2 separate regions of the Homo sapiens genome follow, and region 2 is linked to region 1. Evidence: chromatin loops called from intact Hi-C (ENCODE). Cell type or tissue: CD4-positive, alpha-beta T cell. All regions are shown on one strand. Each heading gives the region's core, and the rest is flanking DNA. Links, peaks and the distances in the headings are about the cores only.

Region 1 (8,524 bases), core at 252-8,251:
CTAGCTCCATTATCACAGTGCCTCCCTGGAAGGCAAGAGAGAGACAATTCCCTGATAGGGCTTGAGAAGGGAATGTGAGGCTGGATATTGGCCACAAGGGCATCCCATGGAATATGTACTCTCTGGGAGACAACTAGAGGGAACACTTCCAGGGATAAGAAAGCTGCAACTAACTTTCAAGCTCTGCCTGCACTGTAGAGTGACCTCAGTCTTAAGGCATCTTTCAAATAGTTCTGGCCCATCTCTCCCGCTCTTCCCATCCCAAAGTTTGTTAACTATATGTGTAATGTGTATTCAGTACTTTTTAGTATGATCCATTTTAAGAAGGTTTTAAAAAAGGTATCACTGATGGTTCTGGACAAGATGGGATAGGTCCATTCTGTCCTATTTCTCCTGCTGATTTCAACTAAAAATCCTGGGCAAAATTTATAAAGCAACTACCAGACGACTCTGAAAGAAGATAGAGTGGCCAAGGACCTCAGGACTCATAGCACAACTCAGCAGTGGGTTATCTGTTTGTTTTCTTCCTCCTGTATATCCTGGTCTGGGTGCTATGGCAGTCTGCAACCTACAATTGCAGACCAAAATTTTGAAAAGAACCTAATGTCTCCAGCCAAAAGATCTGGAATAGGATGCCCTGCAAGATGAAGCTTCTTTGAGTATACCTCCCTGTATTAGGCTGTTCTTGCATTGCTGTAAAGAAATATCTGAGACTGGGTAATTTACAGAGAAAAAAGGTTTAATTGGCTCATGGTTCTGCAGGCTTTACAGGAGGCATGGTGCTGGCATCTGCTTGGCTTCTAGGGAGGCCTCAGGAAGCTGACAAGCATGGTGGAAGGTGAAGGAGGAGCAGGCCATAACATAGCAAAAGGAGGAGCATCAAGACCAATGAAAGTTTCAATAAGAAATAAAAAAAGCAGGAGCAAGCAAGAGAGAGAGTGGGGGGAGATGCCACTTACTTTTAAGTGATCAGATGTTTTGTGAACTCAGAGTAAGAGCTCACTTATCACCAAGGAGATGGCCCAAGCCATTCGTGAGGAATCCACCCCCATGATCCAAATACCTTTCACCAGGCTCCACCTCCAGCACTGGGGATTAAAATTCAACATGAGATTTGGGTGGGGACAAATACCCAAACTATATTACTGCCCTACTCCAGATGAACACCTTAAAGAAATTGCACCCCTCCCACTGGATGCTTCAGCATGGAGACTGTGGGGTGGCGCCCTGTCAACATGCCCACCGAGCACTAAGTGAAGGACAATAAAGAGTCAGTGTCTCTACACTAGAGACTTGGGGAGGATTTCAGAGAAGAGAGAACTGGAGAGAAAAATCTTTAACTCTGTGTATGAAGTCCTGAGCACACCTCTGAGCAGCTCATGCTTGAAACTGACCAGAATCAATAAAGCAGAAACTTTGAGAATTCAACTATGGTGTGGAATACTGCCTAGGTTTCAGATTAACCTCTAGGTAGCACACAAACAGGGTGGATGGAATACTACTCGGCCATAAACAGAATGAATTAATGGCATTTGCAGCAACCTGGATGAGATTGGAGACTTATTCTAAGTGAAGTAACTCAAGAATGGAAAACCAAACGCTGTATGTTCTTACTCATAAGTGGAAGCTAAGCTATGAGGATGCAAAGGCATAAGAATGACATAATGGACTTTGGGGACTCGGGGGAAAGGGTGAGAAGGAGGTGAGGGATAAAAGACTACAAATTGAGTGCAGTATACACTGCTTGGGTGATGGGTGCACCAAAATCTCACAAATCACCACTAAAGAAGCTACTCGTAACCAGACACCACCTGTTCCCCAGTAACCTATGGAAAAAAATTTTTAAATAAATTATAACAATGCCTGATACGCTTTTCATTGTATGCAGAGGTAATATTTAAGACAACTATGTTATAAAGAATGGGAGAGCAAAGGGACTTAAATGGTGGTAAGGTTTCTGTATTTCTCTTGAAATGGTAAAATATTGATATTACTAGACTGATAAGGATGTGTATGATAATCCCAAGGGTAACCACAAGTAAAAATTATAGAAAAAGATAAAGCGAACAACACTATAGGTAAATCAAAATAAAGTAGTACAAAATGTTCAAATAGCCCACAGGAAGGCAGGAAATGGAAAACGGGAATAAAAAACAGGGGAAGAATAAAAATAAAATAATAAAACGGCAGACCTAAATCTTGACATCTGTAATTACATTACATGTAAGTGGTCTAAACAGACAAAGATTATCAAAATAGATTTTTTAAATGACCCAATTATAATGCAGTGTACAAGAAAATCACTTTGAATATAGTGCTACAGGCAGGTTAAAAGTAAAAATATGAAAAAAGATATACCACTTTGACATGGGTTTTTAAAAATCTTGAGTGCCTATATAAATATCAGACAAAGTAGGCTTCAGAGGGCTGGGTGTGGTGGCTCATACCTATAATCTCAGTGCTTTGGGAGGCCGAGGCAGGAGGATTACTTGAGGCTAGGGTTTAAGACCAGCCTGGGCAACATAGCAAAACCCTGTCTCTACAAAAAAAAATTAAAAGTTGGCCAGGTGTGGTGGCATGCACCAGTAGTTCTAGCTGCTCAGGAGGCTGAGGTGGGACGAGCCCTTGAACCTAGGAGTTCAAGGTTAACAGTGAGCTATGACTGAACCACTGTACTCCAGCCTGGGCAACAGAGTGAGGCCCTACTTAAAAAAAAAAAAAGTACACTTCAGAGCAAAGAAAATTACCAAGAATAAAGAGAGACATTACACAATAATAAAGGTATCAATTCACCAAGAAGACAACCACCCTAAATGCACCAAACAAGAGAGCTTCAAAACGTGGAGTAAAACTGACAACTGAAAGGAGGAGTAGACACATCCCTGTTTATACTTGGTACTTCTGTACTCCTCTCTTGGTACTTGATAGAACTAGACAAAATCAGCAAGGATGTGGAACAACTAATTAGCATCATCAACCAACAGGACCTACTTGCCATTTATAGAACATTCTCCTATACAGTAGAATACACATTTCTTTTAAAGTGCATTTGAGGCATTCAGCAACACAGGCAACAAAGCCCTAAAGGTGATGAGGCACCTTTGCTGAAGTAGCTGAATGTTCCTGGAGAGAAGCGCACAGTGAGGCTTTCCAAGTCACTTTCCAAATATATCACCACCTAAAAATCACAGTTATGTGTGCTCACTATTCTCTAAAACAACTGGTTCATGTGTGTCTTTTCTCCTTAGCCTCTTTCAGTACTTTCCTGCCCCTACTCCCACTTCTCAGATGGTTACCTTGTGTCTTATGGAAATGGTAAGAGTCTCCACCTGCTGTGGCTTGAATGGCTCCCCTGAGCTCATGTTGCTATTTAATTGCTATTTTACCAGTATTCGGGGTGGAGTCTTCAAGAAGTGATTGGGTCATGAAGCCTTCACTCTCATGAAGGGGTTAAAGCCATTGTGGGAGTGGGGTTCTCATCAAAAAGATAAGTTTGGCCTACTTCTCTCTCTGTCTCATGCACTGACTTGACCTTCCACCGTGGGCTGACCCTTGCCAGATGCTGGTGTCATGCTCTTGGACTCTCCTGCCTCCAGAACTGTGAGCCAAATAAACTTTATAAATTGCCAAGGCTGTGGTACTCTGTCAGAGCAGCAGAAAACAGAATAAGACACCATGTTTTCACCAGCAAATGTCCTAACCCCCCCACGTTTACCCTTTCTGGCTCCCGCTTGTTGGGATGGGTGGGGTTCCCTATTCTGTCAGTGGCCACCCCCTCTTATTTTATAGGATTTTGCTCTTGTTGCTGCCCCCACTTGCCCATATGGAGCTAATCTTGTCAGCATACCCGCATGTTCTGGTGGCCCCCCTTGTCTGTATTCCGTAAGGTACTAGAGGGCAGGAAATGTATTTTATTCCTGTTTCTTTGGCTGTCTAGAGCCTGGCAGTAAACCTAGGGTGGTGTTTGGCTCCTTGGTAGGGGCTCAATACATCTTTGTGGAACGAATGAAAGTGTGTCCTACAGTACATGCTCAGCAAATGATTTTGAATGAGTGAGTGCCAGTTGCCCCCCCTCCTCCCATTAAAATGCCAGTATTCCTGGCATACTACTTTGAGTTATCAGAATGGAGGAAGAGAATTTCTGCTTGATTTTGCCAAGATCCTCCAGCCTTAAGCACACGCCCCCTCAGGTGTCATGCGCCATGGCTGCCACTAGATGGCAGAAGAGAAGCATTGCTCCTGGGGAGAGTAAGCCTGGGGGAGCACTCAGTGCAGTGTAGATGAAATAATCGTGTAACAGGAGGTGTCTGTACAGAACGCAGATATCCACGGATGAGATGCTGTGTCTTGCTTCTCACTGCGTGGTGAGAGAGGCTGCTAGGAACTGGGATGGAGCTTACTAGCTGTGCCGTCTTGGACAAGATACCGAGCTGCTCAGTGTGTTTCCCCACCAGTAAAGCAAGTATAATCATGGCATCTCTCTTAGGGTATGAAGAATATGTGGCTTAATAGTTGTGTGCTATTTAACACAGAGATTAGCACCTTGTAAATGAAGCTCCGTGTAAGTACTTGATACATAATTCTTTACATTATTATTAGGCTTTTAACTCACAAAGTTTTTCTAGCGACATTCCCATTTAACCCCACAACCCTGTTAAGCAGGTCTAACAGTACCCAATTTTAGAGAGGAGGGGCCTGAGGCCTGAAGAGGCTGAGATGACTTATCTAAAATCCAGATAATACGTGGCAGCTCCAAGATTGAAATTTAGCAGGGCTGATTCCCAAATTCAGGGCATTGGCCACTAAAAGCAACACCACTACTCCCTACAGACTTGGATGTGGGGTGTGTGTGTGTGTTGTAAACCAACTCCACATGTTGTTCTTGCAGAGCCTCCAGGTAGAGGCCTTACTCCTCTTGGGTGTTCAGTAAACACTGGGTGCCAGGAGCATCTAGACCCTGTGGGAGGGGAGCTGCACCAGGGATGCAGATGCTGTCCACCAGGCTGCACCTATCCTGGCCTCCCTGGTACCCTGTGCCCACCCTTGATAAGGCAGCCAGCCTTTCCCTGTGATCCCTGGCATGGCTGCCCCATTGGCTCCAGAAGATGAGTCCTTGAGGTTGGCATTGTGGGTCATTTGGGTTGGTATTAGAAAAGTAAAACATTCATTGTAGGGAGTTTAGAAAGTAAAATCTCCATTAGAAGTTTTTGGTATTTCATATTATCCTTTTAGCCTTTTTCCTGTAAGTACATTTTTATATTTTATAAAAAATGAGATCATACTGCACATACTATCCGTAGCTTGATTTTTCCACCTAATGTTTTGTGACTGTCTTTCTGTTTTAAATATTCTTCTGTAAGCTAAATTCAGGTATATTCAGAGAGCTGAAGAAAGACCCAACATTATCTTCCCAGTGTTCAGTATGGAGCTTGGCAGACACTGAGGGTCATTCTGTGTTTGAGGAAAGGATGAGGCAATGGGAGGCCCTGTGCATGGTGGTTTAAGGCAGAATTATCTGGTTGACCCTGGCTCTGGCTCTACCACTCCCAAGCTGTGTGATCTCAGGTGACTTTACAAAACCTCTCAGAAGTAAGACGAGGATAGTAGCAGGCCCTATGTCAGGGTGGTCATGGAGATTAATCAGTGCATTCCCTGAGAACACTGCCTGCCCATGGTCATCACTCAAAATGTGCTAACTACAATTAATTCATGTCTAACTAAGACAGAATGGGGTAAGTGACAGAAGAGGGATGATGTTTACTTAATTTCTTCAATGCCTCCTTATTGATCTTAGAATGAAATCCAGATTCACTAAAGAGTTCCTCAGTCCTCTAGGACCTGGCCCTTTTTTCTCATTGATCATACTGCCTGCTCCTATTCTGAGGGTAACAGGAACCTCGAGGAGGGTAAGTGACATTTAGACTGAGACTCCAAGGGTGAGGGGAGACTTCCAGGCTGGGGGACGGGGTCTGTAAATTCCCACTGTCATGTGGGAGGAAAGATCATCCAGCGGGTCCTGAAATTGGCTGCACGTTGGCGTCATCTGGGGACCTTTACATGCTGCTGATGCTCAGCTTCTGCGCCACGTGCTCTGATTTAGTTGATGAGGTGCAGACCTGGGCATAGAAAGCAGTTGCTTTCAAGAGTAGCTGTGAACATGGTGATCTCTTCTAGAATGTCCCCATTTCCCAGGAGGATATTCTGTTTCCCTATAACGTTTTGAAGAGTCTCAGTAGAAGCAGCCTGTTTTTGACAAAAAGATCGTCAGAGTACAGCTCAGCACATTCTCACAGACAGAATCGCCCTGGTCCAGACATCGTCAGCATCCTGGAAGCTGCCATGCCACCTATCACTACCCCCACCAAGGGAGCCACTACGCTGACTTCTAAATACAGATTATTTTTGTCTGTTGTTGTGCTTTATATAAAAATGTATGCTCTGTGTCTGGCTTCTTTTAATCGACATTTCGTGAGTGCCGTCTGTGTTGCTGTATGCCCATGTAGATCACTGTCATTGCTGTTTAATACTGCATTTTTGAATATACAACTATTCTTATACATTTGCCTATTGATGGGCATGTAGGCAGTGTCCAGTTTGTGGCTATTTCACATCGTGCTGCTATGAAGACTCTCGTGCATGTCTTGTGAGCCAATGCGTGCATTTGTGTTGGACAGTTCCTGTTTACCCGGTCATGGGGTGTGCCCACGTTCAGCTTCGGTAGGTGGGAAACGGTGGTGCCTGCTCACAGCCCACAGTGTGTGGGAGCTCCACATCCACGTGTATGCTTATTTTCTGTTTTGTTCATTTTGGCATTTGGTGAGTGTGTAGTCACATCCCAGTGGGCTTTGCTTTATGTTTTTCCTGATGATTAACAAACTCAAGCACCTTCTCATCCACTTCCTGGCCATTCAGGTCTCCTCTCGTGTGAAGCCTCTTAATCTCCTGCCCATTTTTCTATCCTGTGAATACGGGATAGCCCTCTGTGACTGGTTGGTTGTTTTCAATGTAGACATTATGCACATTTACCTTACATTTATTCTTAGATGTGTGTCATTTTTCATCACCAAAGAGAAACGATTGAAAGGGCAGACACTTCCCCCAAGTCAGCATCTTTAGACACCATGAGTATTAGCAAACGGCCTGTGGTAAGGCCAGGTATCAGCAACACTCCTGGGGTGAGAGCACTTTGCCTTGGCCACAGAGAAGACAGTTGCCGTGACTTGGGCCCACAGGGCTGTAGTGGGCACTGCTGATGACCCCTTGCCCGTAAGGTCCCTTCCTGCTCTCTTAGCCACCCCTGGCTTTGGCATGCTTGACTGCAGCTTGTGGCCTTAAAGGAGGCCTTGGGTGCTGGAGCCATACCCTGCACAGAGGACAGGAAGAGCCTGAGTTGAGGTCTGTGCCTCCTCAGCCTGAGCCAGTGCCAACGAATGGGATGTGAGTACAAATGCCCGGCTCCTTTGCCTGGAGGTGGAACAAGCTGTGGCATATCTTATCCAGATTTTATTTTATTACTGTTTTTTGAGACGGCGTCTTGCTCTGTCACCCAGGTTGGAGTGCAGTGGCGCAATCTCGGCTCACTGCAAGCTCCGCCTCCCAGGTTCACGCCATTCTCTTGCCTCAGCCTCCTGAGTAGCTGGTACTACAGGCGCCCACCACCACGCCCGGCTAATTTTTCTTTGTATTTTTAGAGACAGGGTTTCACCATGTTAACCAGGATGGTCTCAATCTCCTGACCTCGTGATCTGCCCACCTCAGCCTCCCAAAGTCCTGGGATTACAGGCGTGAGCCACCGCATCTGGCCCTTACCCAGATTTTTAAAAAATGTTTTTAAAAAGTGTGGTAAAATATACGTAACAGAAAATTTACCATTTTAACCATTTTAAGTATACAATTCAGTGACATTAAGTATAGCCACGTTGTTGTGTAACCATCACTACCATCCATTTCCAGAATGTTCTCATCTTCCTGAGCAGAAAGTCTACCCACTTAAGCAATAACTCCCATCCCCCTGACTCCCAAGAGTCTCTATGTGGCTCTATGGATTTGACTCCTCTAGGTCCCTTACATGTAGTATCATACGGTATTTCTCTTTTTGTGTCTGGCTTATTTCACTTACCATAATATTTCCAAGGTTCATCTGTGTTGTGGCATGTAACAGAATTTCCTTCATTTTATGGCCGAATGATATTCCATTGTATGGATGGACCACATTTGTTTATCCATGCATTTGTTGATGCACACTTTCTGGCTGCTGTGAGCATTGATACATAAGTATCTCAGTCCCGGCTTTTAGTTGTTCTGAGTATGGATCTAGGAGCAGAATTGCTGGATCTGTAGTTATCTCATGCTCCTGGGCTCCTCCAGGGCTTGGGATGAGTCTGGGGTTAACCTGAAATAATGCCCTTGCTTGGCCTCTTCCTCTCCCTTCTCCTGGGAGCATTTCCTTAACAAATCACTTGCACTTGAATCCTTGGCTCAGGGTCTGCTTTGTGGAGCACCCAACCCAAGACAATCCAGAGAG
Region 2 (8,524 bases), core at 402-8,401, 380 kb after region 1:
CCAGCATGGCCAACTTGGCGAAACTTCATCTTTACTAAAAATACAAAAATGAGCTGGGCGTGGTAGCTGGCACCTGTAATCCCAGTTACTTGGGAGGTTGAGGCAAGAGAATCGCTTGAACTCGGGAGGCGGAGGTTGCAGTGAGCAATCATGCCACTGCATTCCAGCCCGGGAACAGGACTCTGTCTCAAAAATGAAAAAAAAAAAAAAAAAAGAAATACATGATTTTACATTAGTCAAATGTATCCATCTTTTATAGTGTTTGTTTGCATAGAAAAGTTTTGTCTCCTCTGAGATTACGTCTATAGTTTAATTTGATTGCAAGTGAACTAGGTACCAAGGGGTCACCAGGCACTCACTCCATCTTCTGCTTTCTCCGTTGAGAAGGTGCCTGCAGCACGTATTCTCTTTTGTAGACTCACTGCTGGGCTTTGTGCTGAGTCCTTTGTGCCATGGCGGCTCCCTGTAGCTCTGTGATCTATTCTCCTATCTGGATGCCGAAGCCCACGCGTGCCTTCTCTGGGCTTCCCGCTGTTCTTGCAAGCTTACTTTCTGCACAACTTCAGACTCAGCTTGTCTGGTTCTGAATGATCCTGTTGTTTTTTTATTGGCAATGACTTCAGGGATGAAGCTCCGTTTAGTCTTTCCATCCTGGGATGGGCTGCTTTTTGTGTCCCCCAGCAGAACTTGAAAGCTTTCTTGGTACAGGGCTCACATCTTTTACTAAGTTATTTATTTATTTATTTTTCTCCTTTTTGAGACAAGGTCTTGCTCTGTTCCCAGGCTGGAGTGCAATGGCGCAGTCTCAGCTCACTGCAACCTCCACCTCCCAGGCTCAAGCAATTCTCCTGCCTCCTCCCACCTCGGCCTCCCAAGTAGCTGGGACCACAAATGCACGCCACCACACCCAGCTAGTTTTCGTATTTTTGGTAGAGATGGGGCTTTGCCATGTTGCCCAGGCTGGTCTCAAACTCCTGGGCTCAAGCAATCTGCCTGCCTCAGCCTCCCAAAGTACTAGGATTACAGTTGTGAGCCACTGCCATCTGGCCAGCTTCATAAGCATTTTATAATTTTCTTTCTTTCTGGTTGTTGTGGATTTGGGCTTATTTATTTTGTTCCCAGCCTCCTTACTGACGTACGCTTTTGCTATAGGTGGTTTTCAGTTGATTTTGCAGGGATACAGCCACATCATCCGTTTAAAAATGGCCATTTCCCCTCCACTTTTCCACATGGACTCCTGTGTTAGTCAGCTCGCTGCCATGATGGAAATAGCACACTGGGCAGCTCACACACACACATTTATTTTCCCACACTTCTGGAGGCTGGAAGTCCAAGACTCCAGTGCCAGCAGGTTTGGTTTCTCCTGAGGCCTCTCTCTCTGGCTTGTAGGTGGCATCTTCTCACTGGGTCCTCACCTCCTGAGGTCTCTCTCTCCTTGCAGGGACACCCATCACTTCAGATGACAGTCCCTCAGGGTCCCTGTCTCCAGGTAGCCTGGCACTGGGGGTCAGGTCTTCAACACAGGAATCCCAGGATTGGGGGGGTGATTCCATCTGTAGCAGCACCTGACTCTCTCTTCCTAACTGCAGGACGCCCAAGTGGTAAGTGCTGGCACTGGCATGGCGTCTGCCCCTGAGCCGAGAAACAGCCCTTGCAGGTCCTCGCTGTCCCCAGGGTGGCTAGGGCCGGGCCGGCGTCTGTGAGGGATGTGAGGTCACGTAGTTGAGGTTGAGGGGCAGCAGAGGCGGGAGGCTGGCGTGCTCTAGAGAGGCTTGTTATCTTGGGGTGGGGGGGCATGGGAGGGTCAGCAGGGACAGGGCAGGGTGGGGGAAGAGCTGTGGGAGGTGCTGGAAGGGCACAGGTCCCTGGACCGCAGGCAGCGGTGCATAGGGGGAGCCTGAGAGAGCCATGTGGAGTCACCCCCCATGCCCAGCCGGGCTCTGCCCACCCTGGGTCCTCCCAGGCTCATGGGGGAGCCTCCTGGGGCCCAGGTGTGTGGCCCCAGCAGCTGTGGCACGGGTATCTGGCCAGTGGCCCTGACCCAGCCTGGTGAAATGCACTATATAAATGTAAATTTCCCTGCAAACTGCTCGCTCACTCATTCAACAAGCAATCAGTGCAGCGCTGTCACTCCAATTTTCCACACTTTGTGTCTCTGTTCTCTGTCTGGGGCAATCCTGTTTCCCTGGGCTGTGGCAGGCTGGCAGCTGGAAAAGTTCAGCTTCTCAGATGCAGACAGGACCACCCAGCGGGCCGCCACTGAAGGGTGGGGCACAGCTGCAGGTGGCTGAACCAGGCAGGGTGTCCCAGCGAGGTCTCTCCAGGCTCGGGGATTGGGTCGGTCGCCTGAGGCTCGGGGATTGGGTCGGTCGCCTGGGATGGGGAGTGGATTTGGGAAGAGAAGAGCCTGATTGGTGGGCCCTGGGGAGAGGGAGATGCACGCCCATCTTCTCTGGGCAGATGGGGGTGAGGGAGGAAGAAGTGGGGGAGCTCCGTTTAGGGCTCTCCCTCCCTCCCTTCCTCAGGGAGCTCCTGGGTACCTGGGCCTCCGGGCCTCCTCTGCACTCCACCTGGAGGGACAGCAGCACAGGGGCTGTCTCTGGAGCACCGTGGCAGCCTCAAACAAGATGTTCCCTCCAGCAGCAGCTTGCTTGCCTCCCATTGGTCAAGAGCAGACAGCCCATGGGGTCTCCTTTTAAAAGCAGGGAAACTGAGGCCAGGGAGTGAGGTATATACTCCCCCAGGGCAAGTAGCAGACCTGAGGCTCGAGGCCGGCCCTGGGCCACATCCGTGGCACCCTGGAGGTGGAGACAGCAGGCAGGGCACAGGCATCAGGGGCTGGGCATGGATAGTGGAAGGGGGAGACCATGCTCAGAGCCCAGGCCCTGCCCCAGAGGCCCACACACCAGACCTGACCCTCCCCCGTCTCAGCCACTGTGCAGTCCTGGCTGCCCCCATCCTCTGTGGGCTCCGTGCTGCCCCTCGTCCCCGGGGTGTTCCCTGCCCATGCCTGCTGGCTGGGATTCATTTATCTCGGTATCTGCACATCCCCTAGCTTTTGGGGCTCGGGAGGGAGGCCCAGCTTCAGTGCCAGGGAGGAGTGGAGAGGCTCAAGGCCTTCCAAGGGCTGCGGGTTCATCCAGTGCTCACCTGCCTGTCCTATGAAGGGACACGAGCAGCTGACCAGGGACAGCAGGGCAGCCCCAGGGATGGGCTCCTTTTAAAAAAACAGCTTTATCAAAGTATCATTGGCATACAACAAACCTCACATATTTAACATGTACAATGTTATGGGTTTTGACATGTGTCCATGCGTCCATGCCAGCAAGAACATCCCCAGGACCCAGGACACAAACATTCTGGTCACCCCCAGAAGTCATTTCTGTCCCTTCCTGACACCTCCTCTCCACCTTTCCTCTGAGCCCGGCAACCACTCATCTTTAGTCACTGTAGATTAAGTTTCACTGTCTAGAATTTTGTACAAATGTACACTTTTCCCCTCTGGCTTCTCTCACGCAGCACAATTATTTTGTAATCCATTCATGTCGTCTTGAGTAACAGTAGTTCTGTTTTGTTGCTGAGCTGAGCAGTACTCCATTGTGTGGTTATGATACACAGTGATACAGTTTACAATTCACCTTTTGATGGACATATGGGTAGTTCCAGTTTGGGGCTGTTACAGATAAAGTTCAATGCACTTCAAGTATAAGTCTTTGTGTGGACATGCACTTTCATTTCCCCTGGGTAAATGCCTAGGAGTGGAATGGTGAAATTGTAGGGTAGATGTATATGTAATTTTTAAAGAAACAGCCGAGCTGGTTTCTAAACTGGCGGTTCGACTTTACTCCCCACCGCGATGCACGCACACTCCCCCGTGTCCTCACCTGCACTTGGCAAGGTTGGTCTTTGTAATTTCAGCTGCTCCAATAGGTGCACAGTGGCAGCTTTGTGCGGTTTTAACCTGCGTTTTCCTGATAATTAGCAATGTCGAGCATCTTTTCATGTATTCACTTACCAGCTGTGTATCTTCTCTGGTAAGAACGTCTCCTCAAATCTTTGGTGTGTTTTGAATTGGGTTGTTTCTCTTAGTATTAATTCGTAAGAAATTTTCCACTGCTTTTTCAAATTGAACTATAACATGACATTAACCATTTTAAAGCATGCAATTCTGTGATTTTTAGTGTATTTATAAGGTTGTGAAACCATCATCGCGGCCTAATTCCAGAACATTTTCCTCACCCTGTGAAAGTTGATCTTACAAATTGGGTCATTCTTGTCACACCCAACTACATGAGAGTAGGAGGCTGAGGGAAAAGCACTCGGGGTGCAAGACATTCCTCTAGGAATGTGATTCTCTGCAAGTCCAGCTGCTGAAACTGCTGTCACCTGAAGGCAGCCTCATCTGCAGCAACTGCGATCAGGGCCGCAACTCCGGGGCCGACTTTGCCCGGCCTGGCCCAGCAGTGGGGACTTGCGGGCCCGAGCTTTTCCAATGCCCGACGTCCTCGGGGCCACAGGTGACCTTCCTGTTTCCTGAGCTGCAGCCTTGTTTTTATTCTCAGATGGGGAGCGCCCCTGGTCTGAGTGTGTGCCCCGAACTGCAATTCCTTCCTCTCAAATAAAACACACGAAACATAGAGATTCATCTACGTTTTATTTTGACTTCGACAAAGAGGAAGCCCTGTTCCCATTCCGCAGTCGCTGCCTGCTCTCCGCCCCAGTCCCTGCCACCAGGAGTCTGCACTGGGCCTCCGGAGACCACAGCCACTTGGGAACCGGAAAGGAAGGGGGACAGAACAGGAATGGCCATCCCGGAGCTGGGACTGGCTGTCGCTGGGCCCGAGGTTTTCAAGGGTTCCGGAGCGCGGCCTCCGTGGCTGGGCCTCAGAGACTAACAGACTCAGGCTGCCCGCGCCCCAGCTCAGCGCCCAGGGTCCCACGACCGCCATCAAGGCAGCTGGGGCGGCCTCGACCCCTGCCCCATTGGATGCTGTGGCTCCCGCCCCAGAGCGGTCCCCCAGCCCCGTCAGGAGGGCCGCCAATCACAGTGCCCCATCTCTCCCACCGCAGGGATTGGTCTAGGGCCAGGCACATGGCCTAAGCTGTCCAATCACAGTACCCCATCTTTACGACCACAGTGATTGGTCCAGGAGTGGGCACATGGCCCAGGCCATCCAATCATAGTGCTCCATATGTCTAACCACAGTGATTGGTCCAGGGACAGACACATGGCCTAGGCTGTCCAATCATGGTGCCCCATCTGTCTAACTATAGTAATTGGTCCACACATGGGCACATGGCCTAGGCTGTCCAATCATAGCTCCATAGGGAGGAGGAACAGAGCGGGCATAGGGAGGAAGGGAGTAGGGGAGGAGAGGGAAGGCGAAGGAGAGAGGGAGGAGAGGAAGGGTGGGGGGTGGATGGGGGAGGTGAGAGGGAATGAGGGAGGAAGGGCAGGGTAGCGGGACAGGGGAGGGTGGGTGCTTTGCAATTTAATAGGGTGCCAGCACCCAAGGCCTCCCGAAACTCTCCTTTCCAGGGCAGAGACCGTGGCTCCAGCCCACACAGGCCCCGAGGGAGTTCTGGGCGCAGCCCTCCCATCCACGCCCCTGCAGGGCAGCCAGCCACCTGCCAAAGTGGGGCTTCGCCCACCCTCAGGGCCTGATTTATAAGGTGTCTTGCTGCTGGTCATTTGCTTTCTCCAAAGCCTACAGAAATCTAATTGCTGTTTGAAGAAAAAAAAAATGCCCTAAATAAAGCAGTTAATTGCAAGCAGCAGCTCCTTTAGGCGCAGCCTTGCGGTCCTGGAGCTGCCGGCCATGGACCCCGAGCGGGGCGCCGGGGTGGGGCCTGGGCCGCAGACAGATCGGGGATCGGGCCGGGGGCAGCTGGGGTGGGCTCAGCAGAGCAGTCCCTGGCCCCGCGGTTAATTGAAATAACCGGGTCAATACACGGCCGCCGGGACCCAGCCCCATTTGATCTCTCTCCTGGGCAGATTAATTAAGTGTTATCAATTAGCGGCCCTGGGTAAAGGGCCACACTGTCAGGCCTGATGGGGACCGAGCGCGCCACAGGTCCGGGCCGATGTCCGTGGGGGCGACAGGCCTGCCAGGCGGGCTTCAGCGGGGAAGCCAGGGGTCAGGGACCAGGTCCCTGGGGCAGCGCCAGTGCGGGCAGTCCCCGAGCCTTGGACAGCCCAGCACGGGTCCAGCCCCGGCCCCAGCACGGCTCCTGCACCGCCCCAGGACGTCCCCTGCATAGCCCAGGACAGCCCAACGCCGCCCAGCAGGGCCCCAGGACAGCTCCAGGACGGCCCCAGCATAGCCCAGCACGGCCCCAGCCCGGCCCCCGCACCCCCTCCCCCCGACCCGCCCAGCACCGCCCAGGAGGGTCCCAGCACCGCCCAGGAGGGTCCCAGCACCGCCCAGGAGGGTCCCAGCACCGCCCCAGGAGGGTCCCAGCACGGCCGCAGGGCACGCGGCGCTGTGGAGCGCATGAGCGGGGTGCGCCCTAGGGTGCGGCCCGCGCTGGCAGCCCCAGCCCGACTGCCGACCGCCGCTGCCGTAGAAACTGGGCCCATCCGCGGTGCCGGTGCAAGGTGCGGCCGTGGGGAGGCGGCGGGGCCGGGCCGCCGGGAGCTGGGAGCCGCGGCCACATCGGTGGAGCAGGGCGAGGCGCCACCTGGCGGCGGGCCCTCCCCTCCCGTGCGCGGCGCCGGAGCCGCTGGGGCCCCTTCCCGCTGCCGCAGCCCGCCTGGAGGTCCCCGCCCTCCAAGTCCCTGCCCGCCAGCCTCTTCTCCCATCATGGCGCCGTCGCCTGCAGCCTCTCTGGACACTGAACGTCATGTTCAGCCTGGACACTCACAAATGGTCTGGCTCCCCACACCCCAGGCTGCCCACACAGGCACCCCTGCTGACCCCGGCAGGGCCCGGGCTTCCGGCCTTCTTTATAGGACCAGAACAGCGAGGGGGACTGAGGAGTGAGGGCTGCCTGAGCCCGGCCTTCTTTATAGGACCAGAACATGGAGGGGGTCTGGGGAGTGAGGGCTGCCTGAGCCGGGTCTCTGGAAAGCAGTCCTTGAGGCTCAAGGGTGAGGCTGGGAGGAAGCTCTTCCCTCATCACCCCACCCTTCCTACCTCTCTTTGCTGGTCCCAGCTGGGTGGCCATACTCTTCCATCTTGGACTAAAGAGCCCTCCAGGGAACATGGGCCAGCACACGCCTGTCCTGAGCCTTGGAGCAGCTGGAGTTCGACAGACTTGGCCTCAGCTCGGTTTTTGCCATGTCTGCTGGGTGGCCGTAAGGAAGTTGCTCCAGCTCTGAGTCCCAGTTTCCTCCTCTTGCATGACTGTTCTGATTATTAAGAGACCAGATGTGAAAAGAGCTGTGGACCAGGAAGAAAGGAGATGATGATTATGGCAATGGCTATGGTGGAGGTGATGAGGATGATGGTGGTGGTGATGGTGATGATGGTGATGCTGGTGGTGATGATGATGGTTGATGATGATGGTGATGGTGATGATGGTTATGGCTGATGGTGATGGTCATGATGGTGATGGTGGTGATGGTGATGATGGTGATATGGTAATGGTCATGATGGTTATGGTGGTGATGATGGTGATAGTGACAATGATGATGGAGGTGACGTTGGTAATGATGGTGGTAGTGATGGTAGTGATGATGGTGATGGTGGTTGATGGTGATGGCAGTTGATGGTGATGGTCATGATGGTGATGGTGGTGATGGTGATGATGGTGATATGGTAATGGTCATGACGGTTATGGTGGTGATGATAGTGATAGTGACAATGATGATGGAGGTGATGTTGGTAATGATGGTGGTAGTGATGGTAGTGATGGTGGTGGTGGTTGGTGGTGATAGTGGTGATGGTGATGATGGTGATGGTGGTGACACTGAGGTGATGGTGGTGGTAGTGGTCATGATGGTGGTGGTGATGGTGGTGATGATGGTAATGGTAGTCATGGTGATGGTGATGGTGATGGTGGTGATGATAAAGGTAGTGGTGATGGTGGTGGTGATGACAATGATGGTGATGGTGATGATAGTGGTGATGGTGGTAATAGTGATGACGATGGTGGTGGTGATGATGGTAACAATGGTGATGGTGGAGATGGTGATGGTGGTGATGGGGATGATAGTGGTAGTGACGATGGTGGTGGTGATGATGATGGTGATGATGATAGTGACAGTGATGATGGTGATGGTATTGGTGATGGTGATGATGGTGATAGTGATGGTGGTGATAGTGATGGTGGTGGTGGAGATATGATGGTGATGGTGATGGCGGTGATGTTATTGATGGTGATGGTGACAAAGATGACACTGGTGATGGTGGTGATGACGGTGATGATTATACTGATGTGATGATGTGATATTGATGGTAGTGACGATCATGGTGGTGGAGATGATGGTGATGGCGGTGATGATGGTGATGGATGGTGGTGGTGGTGATGGTGATGATGGTGATGGTGGAGATGATGGTGATGGTGATGGTAATAATGACAG

The links. Hi-C counts contacts between places; a loop is a spot of excess contacts. Peaks named below come from ENCODE experiments on the same cell type or tissue, not always from the same donor. Only the 100,000 strongest peaks of a DNase experiment are listed, where the experiment ranks them.
Region 2: it touches region 1 in a loop (9-fold over the local background); 10 of 110 quality-filtered maps call a loop at or near these places.

What each region holds. Positions count from the first base shown.
Region 1 is chr4:1,126,535-1,135,058 of GRCh38, forward strand. The region is part of intron 1 of LOC124900647 (nascent polypeptide-associated complex subunit alpha, muscle-specific form-like); the gene reads left to right. LOC105374344 (a long non-coding RNA gene) reads left to right here. Exons shown (of 3, transcript NR_134676.1): 2 at 5,795-5,906; 3 at 6,175-6,441. Among named protein-coding and RNA genes, the nearest start is that of RNF212, 17 kb to the left of the region's middle. RefSeq lists a silencer at 4,123-4,242. In CD4-positive, alpha-beta T cell, for the core only: CTCF peaks have their summits at 4,232 (motif pointing right) and 4,432; a DNase peak (open chromatin) is centred at 4,217.
Region 2 is chr4:1,506,669-1,515,192 of GRCh38, forward strand. No RefSeq gene overlaps it. Among named protein-coding and RNA genes, the nearest start is that of NKX1-1, 100 kb to the left of the region's middle. RefSeq lists an enhancer at 5,387-6,037. In CD4-positive, alpha-beta T cell, for the core only: CTCF peaks have their summits at 6,697 (motif pointing left) and 6,896; DNase peaks (open chromatin) are centred at 5,193 and 6,663; H3K27me3 peaks cover 869 bases.